Linked DNA regions of Homo sapiens: region 1 is linked to region 2. Evidence: chromatin loops called from intact Hi-C (ENCODE). Cell type or tissue: heart right ventricle. All regions are shown on one strand. Each heading gives the region's core, and the rest is flanking DNA. Links, peaks and the distances in the headings are about the cores only. Region 1 holds the start of LOC105371354 (a long non-coding RNA gene). Region 2 overlaps WWOX (WW domain containing oxidoreductase).

The links. Hi-C counts contacts between places; a loop is a spot of excess contacts. Peaks named below come from ENCODE experiments on the same cell type or tissue, not always from the same donor. Only the 100,000 strongest peaks of a DNase experiment are listed, where the experiment ranks them.
Region 1: a loop joins it to region 2, with 2.3 times the contacts of the local background. A loop is called at or near these places in 3 of 110 quality-filtered maps.

The regions. Positions count from the first base shown.
Region 1 is chr16:78,600,921-78,609,252 of GRCh38, forward strand. The region is part of intron 8 of WWOX (WW domain containing oxidoreductase); the gene reads left to right. LOC105371354 (a long non-coding RNA gene) reads left to right here and starts at 7,557. Exons shown (of 2, transcript XR_001752380.2): 1 at 7,557-7,655. In heart right ventricle, for the core only: no CTCF peak of the experiment used is centred there; no DNase peak of the experiment used is centred there; H3K4me3 peaks cover 697 bases; H3K27ac peaks cover 2,499 bases.
Region 2 is chr16:78,766,802-78,775,133 of GRCh38, forward strand. All of the region lies in intron 8 of WWOX (WW domain containing oxidoreductase), which reads left to right. Among named protein-coding and RNA genes, the nearest start is that of WWOX-AS2, 270 kb to the left of the region's middle. RefSeq lists an enhancer at 1,929-2,008. In heart right ventricle, for the core only: a CTCF peak has its summit at 3,953 (motif pointing left); a DNase peak (open chromatin) is centred at 3,960; H3K27ac peaks cover 999 bases.

The DNA.
Region 1 (8,332 bases), core at 125-8,124, 170 kb before region 2:
CAGGGCATCTGTAGCTTTGGAGGTACCTGGGCAAGAGACTGCCTTTCCTACTAGAGCTTCTGCCATCCCTCTGTCACTATTTAAAGCATTGCCTGCACCCTCAACCTCGTTCAGTTTCCACATAATACCTGGGGCAGGGATGTAAATACCCTGATTTTATGTGTCAGGCCTTCAGGACTCAGGGTGTATAAGTGACATGGCTCCTCGCACAGCAGGGATGGAGAGGCAAACCCAGGTTGGCCTCTCTGCCACTCATATAGAACTCCTTTATCACCAAGATTCCTTTCTTCTTCAGTGCCACCTGCCTTATTTTACTCACCCAGAAGGAAGCCGGGTCCCTCTTTGCCCCTTTGGGTGTTTGTGAAAAGCAAGTTGCAAACTCTGAATTCTATAAACTGTTGGAGACAGATTCTGGAGAGACACTCAGGCTTAGCTCTAGAAAGAAACGGGTAAGACAGAGGAGGTTCAGGGCAACTGTGTTGCCTTCCTTGACTGGTGCATGGGAATTCCCCAGCAGAGAGAAAAAAAAAAAAGAAAGGAAAAAAACCAGAAAGGAGAATAGAATCTATTATCTCCAAGCCATTATTCACACACACATACCCCACCGCCATTTTCCAAATTGTAAGGTCTTTTTATATAAGCACTTTCCGTTAAAGGGGAAGAAATAGCTTTACCCGTGGTGTAAAATATATACTTTCTAATGTAAATCAAGAAGCTATGAATACCATAATAAGAATGTGGTAGTATATTAATTGATGGAAATTGTAGAGTGGAATATTCATAATCAGCAGAAGTCTTTTCTCTGGAAGGAACAAAGGATTAAGTTAGGGAGACAGTAATGGTATTGTTAGCAGGCTATTTCAATGATTTTCTCTGCGGAAGAGTAGGGAAAGGTGACATTCCAACTGGGAATATTCGACTCTGCAGATCCCTACTCGGAGTTTTTCAGCCCTGTTTTAAGTGCCGAGCTGGGTTTTGCCTCATGATCCAATTGTTTTATTAGCGAAATCATCATCTGTTTCATTTTGCTTTGGTAATAGTGCAGTGTCTGTCTAACAATAAATTATAGAGTCAGGCAAACAATGGTTTCGTATTAGGGATATAATGAAATATCTTATTAAAATGCAGACTTCCTTAGGTTCCTGAAATTAGAGTCTTATTTTAAAATGATTCTGTTGGGCTTATTACACGCTTTTGAACTAATCACACTAGTAGAATCTCTCTTTAGTCAGAGCATAGAGGACTGTGAGAGTTACCTCTTACTTCAGTATTTTCCCATTCGTATTTTATTCTCCTGTTCTCTTCTGGATAGATCTGGATAGATTTTTTTTAGACAGAGTCTCGATCTGACAGCCAGACTGGAGTGCAGTGGTGTAATCTCGGCTTACTGCAACCTTCACCTCCTAGGTTCCAGCGATTCTCCTGCCTCAGCCTCCTGAGTAGCTGGGACTAAAGGCACGTGCCACCACTCCTGGCTAATTTTTTATATTTTTAGTGGAGACGGGGTTTCACTATATTGGCCAGGCTGATCTCGAACTCCTGCCCTTGTGATCCACCCACCTCGGCCTCTCAAAGTGCTGGGATTACAGGTGCTAGCCACCACACCCGGCCTCTTCTCGATAGATCTTATTTGGCTGACAACGAAAGCTGTTGTGCTGGTAGCATCATCCCTTTCCATGCAAAAGATAAACTGAAATCTAAAGTAGCCATATCCTTCCGGCCAGGTTTTTCAAGTGGTTACTCTGTTCTGATCATTGTCATGACAGGAATAGTGAAAATAACAATAAATCATTTTTCTTTAACGATCCATTTACTGTATGCTGGGCACTGCACAAAATGGTTTACATGGTTTATCTTGTAGCGTTCCATTTAAGTCTGCTAAGAGTAGATGCTATCATTCTCTCCATTTTACAGATAAGAAAATTGAGGCTTAGAGAAATTGAGTAATTTTTGCCAATCCTGAGACTTGAATCTCCGCTCTGTCTTCTGCATACACTTTTTACTTGTCATTGCTGATTAGCTTTCTCTTTCCATCTCCCTGATCAGAACCATTCTGCGTTCTTAGATTCAACAAAATGTAATACTCCACCTTGCCAGTATCTAGCGTGTTTTCAGAAATTGTGAACGGGGTGGAGGTGGAGTACTAACTGCAATCAGATGTTTTATTTGTTTATTTATTTTTCCTTCTTGCGTTGCTCTTAAGCCCCCACTCTTGGGCAAGGCTCTGTGCTATGCTGTTTTATGCACATCATCTTCTAACAGCTTCTCTGCCACACCTGGAGAAGTGCCAATATCATTTTCATGGCACAGATAAGGCATTGGATGCTCATAGTTTAAGTCATCAGGTGGTGACTGGAGGAGCCAGAAGGTCCCTTTGGGCCTGTCCTCTCACCAGCATCAACTGCACCAAAAAGATCTCATTCTGAGTATCAGGGATGAACGCCCCCACTGGGTGATCAGGCAAACTACATGCATTTTAAAAAACTATATCCTGCTGGGTGCAGTGCCTCATGCCTGCAATCCCAGCATTTTGGGAGGTTGAGGAGGACGGATTACTTGAGGCCAGGAGTTCGAGACCAGCCTGGCCAACATGGTGAAACCCCATCTCACCTAAAAATAAAAAATTAGCTGGGCGTGGTGGCAGCCACCTGTAGTCCCAGCTACTCAGGAGACTGAGGCAGGAGAATCGCTTGAACCCAGGAGGAGGAGGTTGCAGTGAACTAAGATTGTGCCACTGCACTCCAACCTGGGCAACAGAGTGAGACACTCTCAAAATAAGTAAATAAATATAAAATAAAATAAAAAATATGTCCTGTAATGAAATTGAAAGAGAACACTTTGTTTCTTATCTAGTTGGAACAAGTGGGGTGGGGACAGACAAGTGACTGACCACTCTCCATCTGACTCAGTGTCAGTAGACTCTCTCAAAAATTAGAAGCTGGCTGACATAGTGGCTCACACCTGTAATCCCAGCACTTCAGGAGGCTGACGTGGGAGGATTGCTTGAGCCTAGGAGTTCAAGATCAGCCTGGGTAACATAGGGAAACCCTTCTACTACAAGACATAGAAGAAAATTAGTTGGCCATGGTGGCACACACCTATAGTCCCAGCTACTAAGGAGGCTGAGGCGGTAGGATCGCTTGAGCCCGGGAGGTGGAGGCTGCAGTGAGCTGTGATCACGCCACTGAATTCTAGCCTGGGTGACCGAGACCTTGTCTAAAAAATAAATAAATAAATAAAATTAGAATCTGAATTTTGAAGACACAAATTCAGATGCATGTGGATGGGCCCAAAATACTTTGTTTACATGTACTCCAAATGTAACTCCTGGGGCACCCTTCCTTATTTTCTCTACCACACCAATGCCTTCATGGTCTTACATCTTGTCCTCTTAACCCTGACTTCTCTAGCCCTCATGAATGCTTTAGTGTGGCAGATGTTACTGTACATGGGCCCTCGTTTATTCAGCAAATATTCATGGAGCCCTTGTACCAAGCACGGTGCTGAGTGATGCTGTGAGGGTGAGCAAAAGAGAATTGTCATCTGTTAAATCCCAGAGGTCCGTCTGTGACAAAACTTTCACCATTCTTTTGTAAAAATTAGAAAAATACAAAATAGTGAGTTTTTCATGAGCTACGTTGTATCAATTTTAAAGTATTTCTTTTAGGATTCTATTATTTACCCTTTTTCTTCAATGTTAAATACCATTTCCTTTAATAAAGATTTAAAAAAGATTCCTTCCTTCCTTCCCCCCTCCCTCCTTCCCCCCTCCCTCCTTCCCCCCTCCCTCCTTCCCCCCTCCCTCCTTCCCCCCTCCCTCCTTCCCCCCTCCCTCCTTCCCCCCTCCCTCCTTCCCCCCTCCCTCCTTCCCCCCTCCCTCCTTCCTCCCTCCCTCCTTCCCTTCCTCCCTCCCTCCTTCCCCCCTCCCTCCCTCCTTCCCTTCCTCCCTCCCTCCTTCCCTTCCTCCCTCCCTCCTTCCCTTCCTCCCTCCCTCCCTCCCTGTCTTCTTCCCTCCCTCCCTCCCTTCTTTCCTTCCTTTCTTTCCTTCCTTTCTTTCCTTCCTCCCTCCCTCACTCCCTCCTTCCCTTTTTCCCTCCCTCTCTCCCTTCCTCCCTTCTTTTCTTTCCTTTTTAAATGCTGATTTTGTTTTCTTTTTAAAGCCCTCAGTTGGCAAACTTAAAAGTTGTTAAGTCTGTGTTAGCCTGGCTAGCTTTTTTTTTCTCTACTAGACCTTCAAAGTCTAGGAATGCCTGATGTATCTGTATCCTGTGAGTTTGCCACTTCATGATATTTGATATGTCATTGTTTCCCCATAATTTTTTCATTGTTAGCGTTGTCTCTCCAGCCTCCTGCTTCCTCTTCCTCTGTCTCCCTCATGGTGTGTCTTGCTCAGGCATGTCTTATATAATCAATATTTAGTGATTTGACTTCTTAAGTCCTTAAAAAAAAAAAAATCCAGGTGCAAAACACAAAGACAGGGCTCATGTCAAGGGAGGGAACCTCGCTCTTCTACTCTCAGTGAAAGAAAGGCAAGACCACTCCAGCCTATTTTTTTTTTCTTTCCCTTGGCCCTTGTCAAAAGGGTAGCCAGTTTTCTGTTACCATTGTGCTAACTGAAGAATGGAAAATATGCCCAGAGTTTAAAAAAAATCAACCAATGCCTGCCCTTTCTAGAGCAACCTAATTAACAACCCAAATGTTAAAATTTCTTTATTTAGAAACTCAGCTATCCAGAATTACAACTCCGCCTCTCGTGCTTGGAGGCATAGTTCTTTGTCATATTCCTGAGTGTCTACAGATGATGAAAATAGCCAGTTATCTTTGCCCTTCATGGAAAGGATAGGAAGAAGCTCTGATGAAGCAATGTTGGGGCACTCATGGTTAAATTGAACCTTTCCCCTGGTTAAGTGGAGTGTGTGTGTGTGTTGTTCTTTTTTTCCAGCACCATATTTGGCCCTATAATTAATATGCAAGTTCAAATACCTCTTGCATGGAGCAAGAAGCTGAAACATGCGCATTTGTAATAGACTCAGCATCTGAATTGAATGGGCAGCTTTGGCTGGAGTAGTACTGCAGCTTCTCGAATGCCTATTGTCAAAATATATACTAGTTAGGAGACACATTCTGCTACGAGGGATGCCCTCCCAAATTAAAGACACTGTTCAGTTTACGCTTAACATTTATGGCTATCAAACTACTAGTCCACAACCAATCATCATGGTTTCGTTAACACAGTCAAAATTTACCACTGGGCTATTATTAAAACTTAATATAATTAATGTAAAAACACATACTTCTTTTCAACAAAAACTGGCTCTCTTTGTAGTCTCTTTTTTAATTTGGTGCAATCACTTAAAAAGTTTAGCACATTTAAAATTTTACATCATTTTAAAATTGTTTCTCTTTTATAAGAAGGATGCTATTTACTATTAATGTAGAAGTACAAAGGAAACGGTTACTTTGGATTTATTCTTTTGGAAAATTAGAATGTGGGCTACATGCTTTTCAGAAGTTGATGACCAAGAGAAGAAAGAAAGAAAAAAAAAAGGGTGCTTGATGCCCTGCTCCTGCTATGTCCGGGAATTTCTTGTACCCTTCATATGAGCCCCTCTGAACAAAAGCAAATCCTGTTGACCTGTCAGCTTAAAAAGACAAGAAATATGCCACATTCCGCAGGAATAAGGAGAAAAGAATGGTGCGAAAATCAGTGACACGAAGTTGAATATGTGAACACATCCAGACAAATGTGAAGCCAGCCCGATTAGGACGACTGAAAGGGCATTTCCCCAGAATTGCAGTTTTTTTTTTTTTTTTTTTTTTTTAAATAGGGGACGCTATTGTCATTCAGAAAGCCACAGGCTGTTCTGAAAACAGGCAAAAATCAATAGCCCACTTGTTGAGGATAAGTGAATTAGCCTGTGTTGAATGTAACTGAGTACCTGAACACTTGAGTGGGCAGGGATTGTTGGGGAGAAAAGACAATTGTCTTTTATGTCCACAGCGGTTCACATCGCTGATTAATTATGTCCAATGATCATTTTTGTGCAGGACTAATGGGCAGACTCTGTTTTTGTTTTTGTCTGTCTGCCCACAACCTGGTGAACTGAATAGAGTTCCCCACTTCTCAGAACAATGCAAATGGTGGCCAAGGGGCTGTGGAAGAGTTGCCAGAAATGGAATGATTCAGATTGGATGAAAAGTTGATTTTATTAATTAGTTAAAATACAAAATGAGAAAACAGAAAACACAATAAATACACAGTTAATAAAATACTTCATATTTTATTATAAAAACATTAATTACTTTAATAAAGCGGTTTATATTTTCAAATACAATATTTAATAAACTATATTAAAAATATATACAAAATAGTTGTAAGAATCGGGGCTCCTGTGAGTACGTAAATGAAATACGCTTACATCATTTACTTCTCTTCCCTTTTGTTTGTGAGTCCAGAGACGATGGAAGAGTTTGGAAAGTTGTCAGCTTATCTTTGCATATATTTGTCCAATGATAATTAAGCACAAATTGTTTCAAAAATCTTTCAAAAATTGTTATAAAGATTTTTATTGGTGCTAAGGGCTGTAATTTAGCAAAGTCTTACACCTGAAACCAACCAAAGGGTCTTAGAGTGTGAACTGTTGTCTTAGACCCGGAGAAGTCTCCAAAGAATGACCATCCGAGGCATTCAGCTGGCGTAAGAGGAGTGACTCATTTGTTCTTCTTTTTTTTTTTTTTGGCTGTCTACAGAGAAGGAGGATATAGGGGCCCTTAAGAGAAAAACTGGAGTAGGGTGTGTGTGTGTTTGTTTTGGTCAAGGGCAGAGTGTGCTGTGTCAGGGTGTTTCATTGCATTTTCATATTTGTCATTTCTCTTTGGAGCGTGTCTTTTGGTGCCACGGAAAAGGGCTGGATTTTCTATCGGGTACAATAGGTACCTGCAGGGCTTAGGGTACAAGAGCTTGTCGGGGACCTGCACACATGTTTGAGACCTGTAAAAATATTGCTGGCTCTGAATTATGGAAAGAAAATCGCAAAGTTAAAATCTATCAAAGTATAATTAAATACCTACAAAACATAATATTATGTCACTAGTCAACCGCAACACAAATCTTATATCATTAGATTTCAGTGATATTGAATGTGGGAGATGGAACCATTTTAGTGCATTTGATATGATGTGATGTGGCTTTCTCCAAGCCTGAGAGTGCCTGAAACCCAGAGAGGTCGTACGTTGACCATGCCACGGGGCCCTTCCTGGTAAATCTAAGCAGAAATACACCATGCATGAGACAGAACAAAGAAAAGAACTGTGAAAATACACTCAGGACCAGGATGCTGATACAGTCATGAGGTTCAGCTTAAAAGGCCAGTTTCTCTACTGCAGAATAATGAGGTCTATCCTGTTTTGCTTTCTTTCAAAGCCCTTACCATTTATGAAACCAGATTGCAAGTCTGTTTGAATCCCCCAAATGCCTGTGCTACATAACTGTCTCCTTACTCTGTGCTCTTGCCCCAGGCAGAGTGGAAGTTGCCTTATAAAGCTGCGACTTGGCCACAGTGTTTTCCCTTTCAGCAGGGAAACCGGAGTTCTCCCTGCTGTTGGGAGGTTCAAGAGCCACTCTGTGCAGAAATGCCCAGAAAGAGTTAAGTGAGGTAAGTTCGTCAGACTTCTGCAGACCCATACTGTGGAAGGGTCAAGTGCAGGGTCACCAACCCGTTCCATCTTCCTGTCAGTTGGCGTCCACCCTTGGTTTCAAAGGGAACAGGCATTACTGACATGACGGGACCTTTACAGTTCCCAGCTGCTCATTTGGAGTACTGCGGACCCAGGACAACTAAAGCCGGGGTCGCCTGCCCTCCAGGGGTTCCTGGGTTGAAGTATCTGTTCCCTCCCTTTATTTTTTCTAGCCTTTATAGAAATGACAAAGGGTCAGGTGGTCTTAAATTCCAAATCTGGGCACATGAATGGTCTGACCTCGGAAACTTCCTATATGCTCGAAACGATTTAACTAGCAGCAATAAAATCTCTACTCTTTTTATGACAAATAATCTAGCATGTCTGGGGAGCATATTTGATTCTTCATATTTGGGACCCTTTTTTAAAGGCTGAGTTTTATTAAAATGATAGAAAAATTAGTTATTAAACAGTATGTCAAATACCTTTCTGTCCCACCAGATTTATTTTTAAAGACAAACATTACAGAGGGGCAGGGGAAGGTTATATTTGAAATCTTTCTATCCTTTCTCTAAAATATATTTGGTGAAAACTAGGAAGTGTTGATAGATATCATTGTTTCCTGACAGGTTTTTGGTGTTTGCATCTTGAAAGT
Region 2 (8,332 bases), core at 296-8,295:
ACTTAGTATTTATCATTTTAATTTATAAGTGTAAAATTCATAGTCATTAAATATATTCACAATGTTGTGTAACCATCAGCATTACCTATACCTAAAATATTTTCATCACATCTTTTAAAAAATAACTGCCCCTTCCTCACTTCCCCAAGCTTGTGGTCTCTGGTAACCCCTACTTTACTTTCTGCATCTATGAAATTGTTTTCAAGGTCAATCCATATTGTAGCATATATCAAAATTTCTTTCTTTCTTCCTCTCCTTCCCTCCCTCCCTCCCTCCCTCCTTCTCTCTCTCCTTTCCTCCCTTCCTTCCTTCCTTCTTTCCTTCCTTCCTTCCATTTTTGACAGGGTCTCACTCTGTTGCCCAGGCTGGGGTGCAGTGGCACAATCAAAGCTCACTGCAGCCTTGACTTCCTGGGCTTCAGTGATCCTCCCACCTCAGCCTCCCAAGGAGCTAGAGGTGCATGCCACCATGCCTGGCTTTTTAAATTTATTTTTATTATTATTTTTTTATTTTTAGTAGAGACAGATTTTGCCGTGTTGCCCTGGCTGATCTTGAACTCCTGTGCTCCGGTCATCCACCCGCCTGGGCTTCCCAAAGCGCTGAGATGACTGCGCCACCACACCTGCCACAAAATTTCTTTGTTATGGCTGAATAATGTTTCTGTGTGAGTGTGTGTGTGTCTGTGTGTGTGTGTGTGTGTGTGTGTGTTTGAATAATACTCCTATGAACATTGTACCAATATCTATTCAGATCTCTGCTTTCGATTCTTCTGCATGTATACCTAGGAGTGAAATTGCTGCGTCGTTTCGTATCTGTGTGCTTAACCTTTTGAGAAACTGCCAAACTGTCTTCAACAGCAGCCGCATCATTTTACATTCCCACCAGCAGTGCATCAGGATTCTAGTTGCTCCACATCTACCCAATACTTATTTTACTTAAAAAAATAGAATAGCCATCTGAGTGAAGTGTTACCTCCCTGCAGTGTTGATTCCCATTTCCCTAATGATGTTAAGCGTACTTTCACGTGCCTACTGGCCGTTTGTGTATCTTCTTTGGAGAAAGTAACATCCATTTTTGATACTCACATGGCTTTTTGGTTCTATTTTTGCTTTCTTTTGGCTAATGATAACCTTCCAGCACCACGAGTTTGGACTGTGCTAATGTCTTCTAGTACTGTTTAGAAGTTGAGGTAAAAAGAAAACGGTAATTGAAAGAGACAGTTGTTGTTTACATTGGGGAGGTTGGTATTCCACCCCCTGTGCTTTTTCATTAGCTGTATTGTATTCTTATTATGTGTTTTACCGGGTAATTGTAATTCTTGGCTTTGGATTTTGTCCCTTTTTTAGGCTGCGGGGCGGGGGGGTCGGTTATTTTATAAGCAAAGAAGTACAGCCAGTATGATTCTGAAGCAACTAGGTCACAGTAGAAAAAAGTTGGAGAGTGAAATCTCAAGCAAGCCAAAAAGTGATAGATGAGTTAAAAAAAAAAAAAAAAAAAAAGTTGCCTGGCTTGGTGCAGTGGCTCATGCATGTACTCCCAGCACTTTGGGAGGCTGAGGTGGGCGGATCATCTGAGGTGAGGAGTTTGAGACCACACTGGCCAACATGTTGAAACCCGCTCTCTACTAAAAATACAACAATTAGCCAGGTGTGGTGGCGCACGCCTGTAATCCCAGCTACTCACCAGGCTGAGAGTGGAAAATCACTTGAACTTGGGAGGCAAAGGTTGCAGTGAGCGGAGACTGCGCCGCTGCACTCCAGCCTGGGTGACACAGTGAGACTTCATCTCGAGGAAAAAAAAAAAAAAAGGCTTTGGAGCTTCCTAATTTCTAAATAGATTTCCTTTATAATTTTCAGAGGTTGTGAAATTAACTCTGTAGATTGGGGAGTGTAGTTTGTCACTCTAATTGCCCAGCGTTTTAATTATCGGCGTGTTTTATGCTTTTGTGAAATGCTCATTTCACAGCTTGCTGGTGGGTCTTTTTGTGGAACGAGAAAGTGAATATTCACACCAGAAATGAGGTACTGACCCTGAAGGGCTTTCCAGTCAAAGAGAAAGGAGAGCATGACCCGCCAATGCCGTTGTTTGTAAGCAGGAAGCTGACGCTGCGCCATGGTGTAGGGGAGGAGGACGGTTTCCATTCTGTTTTGAGCATCAGAATAAAACCAAGCACCAGAAGGTGTGGTTCAAAGATGCTTTCCTTTTTCAGTCTCTGGTCAATTTGTTGTTATTTTTCTTCAAGAGAGTTGTTGGGGTTGGGTAGGCGCAGGGGCCACAAGGCCATCTTTATAAGGCTCTGGCATTTGATAGTGAGGTATTTTGGTATTCCAAATAATTGGTGGAAGGATGGAAAGGTTAAATGGAAATTATGTAAGGGCTGCAAAGAGATTCATATATGACTATTTCATGAGTGCTTACTATATACCAGGCGCTGTTACAGCCCGTGTAATGCCACCTGGGAGTTGGGGGGAGTCACCATCGTCCATCCGTCTGTCCATCCATCCATCCATCCTGCCTCCCTCCATCCTTTCTCTTTTTCACAATGTCTCTTGCTCCGCCCCCTCTCTTCCCCTCCTTCCTTCCTATCCAGTGCTTGTAACCTGTCAAGCACATGTTGTAGCCATTGGGGACATCGTGGTAAACAAAGCAAAGTCCTTGCTTGCATTCTGTGACAGATGGAGATAAAATGGGTAATTAACAAATGTAATCCCTCCCACCCACCCCCCACATTATTTATTTATTTATTTATTTATTTATTTATTTATTTATTTATTTATTTATTTTTACCATGTCTGTTACTCCATCAGTCAGGATCCAGTTAGGAGACAGAAACTATATCATAATTTTAACAGGGAAGATTTAATATTAAGAATTATTAGCTACAACAGGGTTTTGGCTACTAAAGGGTAAAGAGAATCAGGCCGAGCACAGTGACTCATGCCTGTCTGTAATCCCAGCACTTTGGAAGGCCAAGGTGGAAGGATCGCCTGAGTCCAGGAGTTCGAGATCAGTGTGGACAACATAGGGAGGTCCTGTCTCTACAAAAAATAAAAAATAAAATAAAAAAATAAAAATAAAAATAAATAAAAAGTAGTTGGGCGTGTGTGGTGGAGCATGTGGGGGTCCCAGCTACTTGGCAGGCTGAAGCAGGAGGATCGCTTGAGCTCAAGAGGTTGAGGCTGCTGTGAGCTATGATCTCACCTCTGTACTACAGCCTGGGTGACAGAGTGAGACCGTGTCTTTAAGTAAAATAAAATAAAAAAGAGTAGGTCGGGCATGGTGGGTCATGCATGTAATCCCAGCACTTTGGGAATACGAGGTGGGCCAATCACTGAGGTCAGGAGTTCGAGACCAGCCTGGCCAACATGGTGAAACCCCGTCTCTACTAAAAATACAAAAGTGAGTCGGGGTTGGTGGTGTGCTCCTGTAGTTCCAGCTACTTGGGAGGCTGAGGCAGGAGAATCACTTGAATCCGGGAGCCAGCGGTTGCAGTGAGCTTAGATTGCACCACTGTACTCCAGCCTGGGCCATAGAGTGAGACTCTGTCTCAAACAAAAAAAAAATTTAACTCTAAAGAATCCAAGAATACAGATTTGGGAGCAGCCAGTACCAATGGGGGATGGGGCAGTACACCCAGGAAAGAGCAAATCTGGGGTCCCCACGGGCCAGGACTGGGATCTGGACTGGGCCATGGCCCATTGGATGGCAGAAAGGTTCTCACTGAAGCCCCCATAAAGGTGGGACTCACTGGGAAACCGCTCTCTGTGGTGCCAGGGAAGGACGTCTGTGGGAGGTGCCTACCAAGGAAGTCTCTGGAAATCAGCCTGCAGGGGTGGAGTGCCGGGAAACTCCCGCCCCCTCCCCCCCTCCCCGAAGTGAACCGCCCACAGGGAGATGCCCCTATGGGAGCTTCGCACCAGAACCCGTCTGCGCCAGTGTCCCTGCAGCGCCCTCTACTGGCGAAGCTGGACATGGCGTCCGCTGGCAAAGGGGAAACTCTTCTTTCCTCCCAAGCCGAGCAATGCTAAATGTGCCTGGTACTGAGACGTCATCTGTGGACGGTTGGCACCGATGCTAATCAGTGCTATGGGAAAATAGGCAGAGCGAGGAGCGTAAGAATTATTATGTGTGCTGTTTGATAGAGACTGTACAAGGAAGACCTCTCTAAAAAGGTGACATTTGGAGCAGAGACATGAAGGAAGGGATTGCTGGAGGCAGAACATTCTAGGCAGAAGGAACCGCACGTGCAAAGGCCCTCAGGTCAGCCGGCATGGCATGCAAGTAAGCCAGCTGCAACACAGCAGGTGTGGATGAAGGGAAGAGAATTAGCATTTGGCCAGAGCACGCATTTTAAGGGATGGAGATCCATTTGGATAGTCTTGAACACAGAACTGACCGGAACTGACTTACTCTTTGAAAAGATCGCTCTGGCTGCTGTGTTGAGTGGATTGGTAAGGGATAGGTGGTGAAGACTGAAACAGGGTATCCAGTTAGGAAGCTATCACAGTGATCCAACCCCCAGCTTCTGTTGAGGTTGAAGAACATGCATGCCCAACCTAAATATATGTTCAAAGGTGGTTATTACTGTTTGAGGTGATGAAAGAGTTTTGGAGATAGAAGTGATGGTTGTTCAACATCATGAGTGTAATTAATGCCACGGAATTGTATCCTTAAAAATGCTTAAAATGCGCTGGGTGCGGTGGCTCACGCCTGTAATCCCAGCACTTTGGGAGGCTGAGATGGGCGGATCACTTGAGGTCAGGAGTTCGAGACCAGCCTGGCCAGCATGGTGAAACCCCGTTTCTACTAGAAATACAAAAATTGGGCGGGCATTGTGGTGGGTGTCTGTAATCCCAGCTATTTGGAAGGCTGAAGCAGGAGAATTGCTTGAGCCTAGGAGGTGGAGGTTGCAGTGAGCCAAGATTGTGCCACTGCACTTCAGCTTGGGCAACAGAGTAAGACTCTGTCTCACAATAAATAAATAAATAAATAAATAAATAAATAAATAAATAAGAGTTGGATCACAGCAAAGGTGAGCTTTAACGAGTTCAGTCTAGCTCTCTCACAAAAAAAAAGTTAAAATGACAAATTTTGTGTTACATACATTGTACTACAATAAAAACCATTTTTTTGAAAAGAATAGTACAAAAATGATACTTCCCTCTCAGTGTATTTTACCAAGGGATTATTAGTGTATATGTGTGTTCTTACTGGAAATGTTAATTGGACCTGTAATTCTTTTTTTAACTTTTATTTTGGGTTCAGGGGTACATGTGCAGGTTTGTTATATAGGTAACTTCATGTCACAAAGGTTTGTTGAACAGATTATTTCATCACCCAGGTAATAAGCCTTGTATCCAATAGTTATTTTTCTGATCCTCTCCTTCCTCTCTCCCTCTACCCTCAGGCAGGCCCCAGTGTCTGTTGTTCTTTCTTTGTGTCCTTGAGTTTTCATCATTTAGCTTCCACTTGTAAGTGAGGCCATGCAGTATTTGATTTTCTCTTCCTGCATTAGTTTGCTGAGGATAATGGCTTCTAGCCCCGTCCGTGTTCTCGCAGAAGACATGATCGCATTCTTTTATATGGCTGCATAGTATTCCATGGTGTATATTCACTACTTTTTTTTTAATCCAATCTGTCATTTGTGGACATTTAGGTTGATTCCAGTAGACGTGTAATTCTTCTTGGAAATGTTAATCTTGATCATTTGGTTAATGTGATGACTTCTGGGTTCTGCAGTGTGAAGTTATTATCTTCCCTTTTGTAGGTAACAAATACTTTGGAAGAGATTAAACAAACAAATAAAAAAGTGGTGATTGTTATTACCAGCATGGCTACTACTAGCTAATTCCAGGCTTCAAGCCACTGGGGCATAGGCATATGTTTAGCTCATTCCACAGGAGGGGAACAGAGGCTCAAAGAACCTAGGTAAGTTGGCTAGGCGCGGTGGCTCACACCTGTAATCTCAGCGCTTTGTGGGGCTTAGGCAGGAGGATTGCTTGAGCTCAGAAGTTTGAGACCAGCCTGGACAACATAGCGTGAACTTGTATCTACTTAAAGTAAAAATCAAAAAAATAATGGGGTGCAGTGGTACATGGCTGTAGTCCCAATTACTCAGGAGGTGGAGGTGGGAGGATTGCTTGGGCCCAGGAGGCTGAGGCTGCAGAAAGCTGTCATCATGCCGCTGTGCTCCAGCCTGGGCATCAAGGTCTGTTTTGCAGACCTTGTCTCCAAAGCAAAACAAACAAACAAAAGAAACAAACAAACAAACAAAAAGAAATTAGGTAACTTGCTCAGTGGCTAGTGAGTGGCTAGATTGTAAGCTTCATGAGGGCAGGGGACTTTGACGATTTTGTCGGTATCCTAAGCCGCTAGAACAGTGCCTAAACATTTGTTGGGCAGTTAATATATATTTGTTCTATTAATAAGTAGAGCCCGAGTTTGTGTTCTCCGATTCCACACCCCATGTTCCTTCTACTACAACTTCTGGCTCTGGCTTCTGGACTGTCAGTCATTAGCACTCCCTATCCCTAAGGTTTCAGGAATGTTCAGCTGTTTCCTAGCTTGGAATGGACCATCCTCTGGTCCCACCCATGGGTAAGTCATTGGCTGCAGAGCGCAGACATTTGGCTCCCCTCGGGACATTCCTCCCTCATTTAAAACAATGAGGCGGGCAGCAGGGTACTTTGTCCCTTGTGTTAGCTGAAGTTGGAGGATGCTGTGTTGATGGGAAAACGCTGTTACTATTCTTAGACTAGTGGGGCTCTCACTTATTCATAGCTCCGCACTCGTGGGTGGAATGAGAAGTTATAATAGAGTGCAGGTGCCTCTCATTGTTTTCCGCTACTCACTGGATAGTGTTTATTAAAAACGAAATCACAGTGGTGTGTCTGGAGTTGAAGTCTGAACAAATAACCCAAAATGAGGAGTCCCTGGAAGGTGGGCAGGAGGCGACAAACAAAGAGAAGCAAAAACAAGTTTGAGCTAATTGGGATCAGGCAGTACTTTGCATGTGAGTTCTGAACAGGGAGCTTGGCTGCAAAACGATTATTGTATTTAACTTCTGTTGGCATCATTCGCATACTTGTATGGGAGATCCAGAATTGGAATTTAACACAGTTTTCCCAGGCCCTTCATGGAATTTGAAAACATGACTCTGAAAGCATGTGGCTGAAATGAGACTCTTTCACACTGTTTAAAGATGCATGTGCATATGTTGGTGTCCACACATCAACTTAATTTTTTCATGTTCCTTGAAGGAAGCCCGTCTAGGTCCTTCTGAAAGAAGGGCTGGAGATTTTTATTAAACATTACTTCTAGGCTGGGTGCAGTGACTCATCCCTGCAATCCCAGTACTTTGGGAGGCCAAGGCAGGCAGATCATGAGGTCAGGAGATGGAGACCATCCTGGCCAACATGGTGAAACCCTGTCTCTACTCAAAATACAAAAATTAGCTGGGCGTGGTAGCAGGCGCCTGTAATCCCAGCTACTCAGGAGGCTGAAAAAGGAGAATCGCTTGAATCAGGGAGTCGGAGTTTTCAGTGAGCCGAGATCGCGCCACTGCACTCCAGTCTGGTGACAGAGCGAGACAATGTCTCAAAAAAAAAGAAAGAGTTCTGAATGATGATAGGTGTTGGAATCCACGTTGGTGTGTCTCATGTCATTTTTTCGGGCAGTTTCTTGACAGACCCATTTTGTGTGTGTGTGTGTGTGTGTGTGTGTGTGTGTGTGCGCGTGCGCACACGCATGAGCCTGTACGTGTCCCCCTCCCCCCCCACACATATGCACATAAGATAGCATAAGGTAGTTCCTGGCACATGGCGTTGTTCTTAACCATGAGGTGCTCCCAGGCTCCGGGCAGTTCCTTGAAAGACTCATTGTCTGTGTGGGGGGAGGGGAGGCTGTACATGTCCCCACCCAACACACACACATACACACACATGGGCACATATGATAGCATAAGGCAATTCCTGGCACATGGCATTGTTCTGAACTGTGAGGTGCTCCCAGGAGATCTTGTGCTTCCTATCACATGCCCATTCTGCAAGTCCATCCCCTTATTGAGCAGATGTTTACCGCAGAGCACTAAGACAGATGGAACGTCACCGTTGCCCATAGCACTCATGGACAGCATGGGGTCCCCTGTAGCAGATATTTGTGGTGTATGCTCGAAGAGGGGCTGCAGGTAGAACTAGAAAGGTAGGTAAGTTGGGCAGATGGCGAGAGACATCACAGCCCTCACTCCTGAGGGTGGGGAGCCATCTCAGGCTCAGGAGAAGAAGAGTGACAGAGTCACCAACTCACTCCATCAAATGTGGCTGTATTTTTAGAA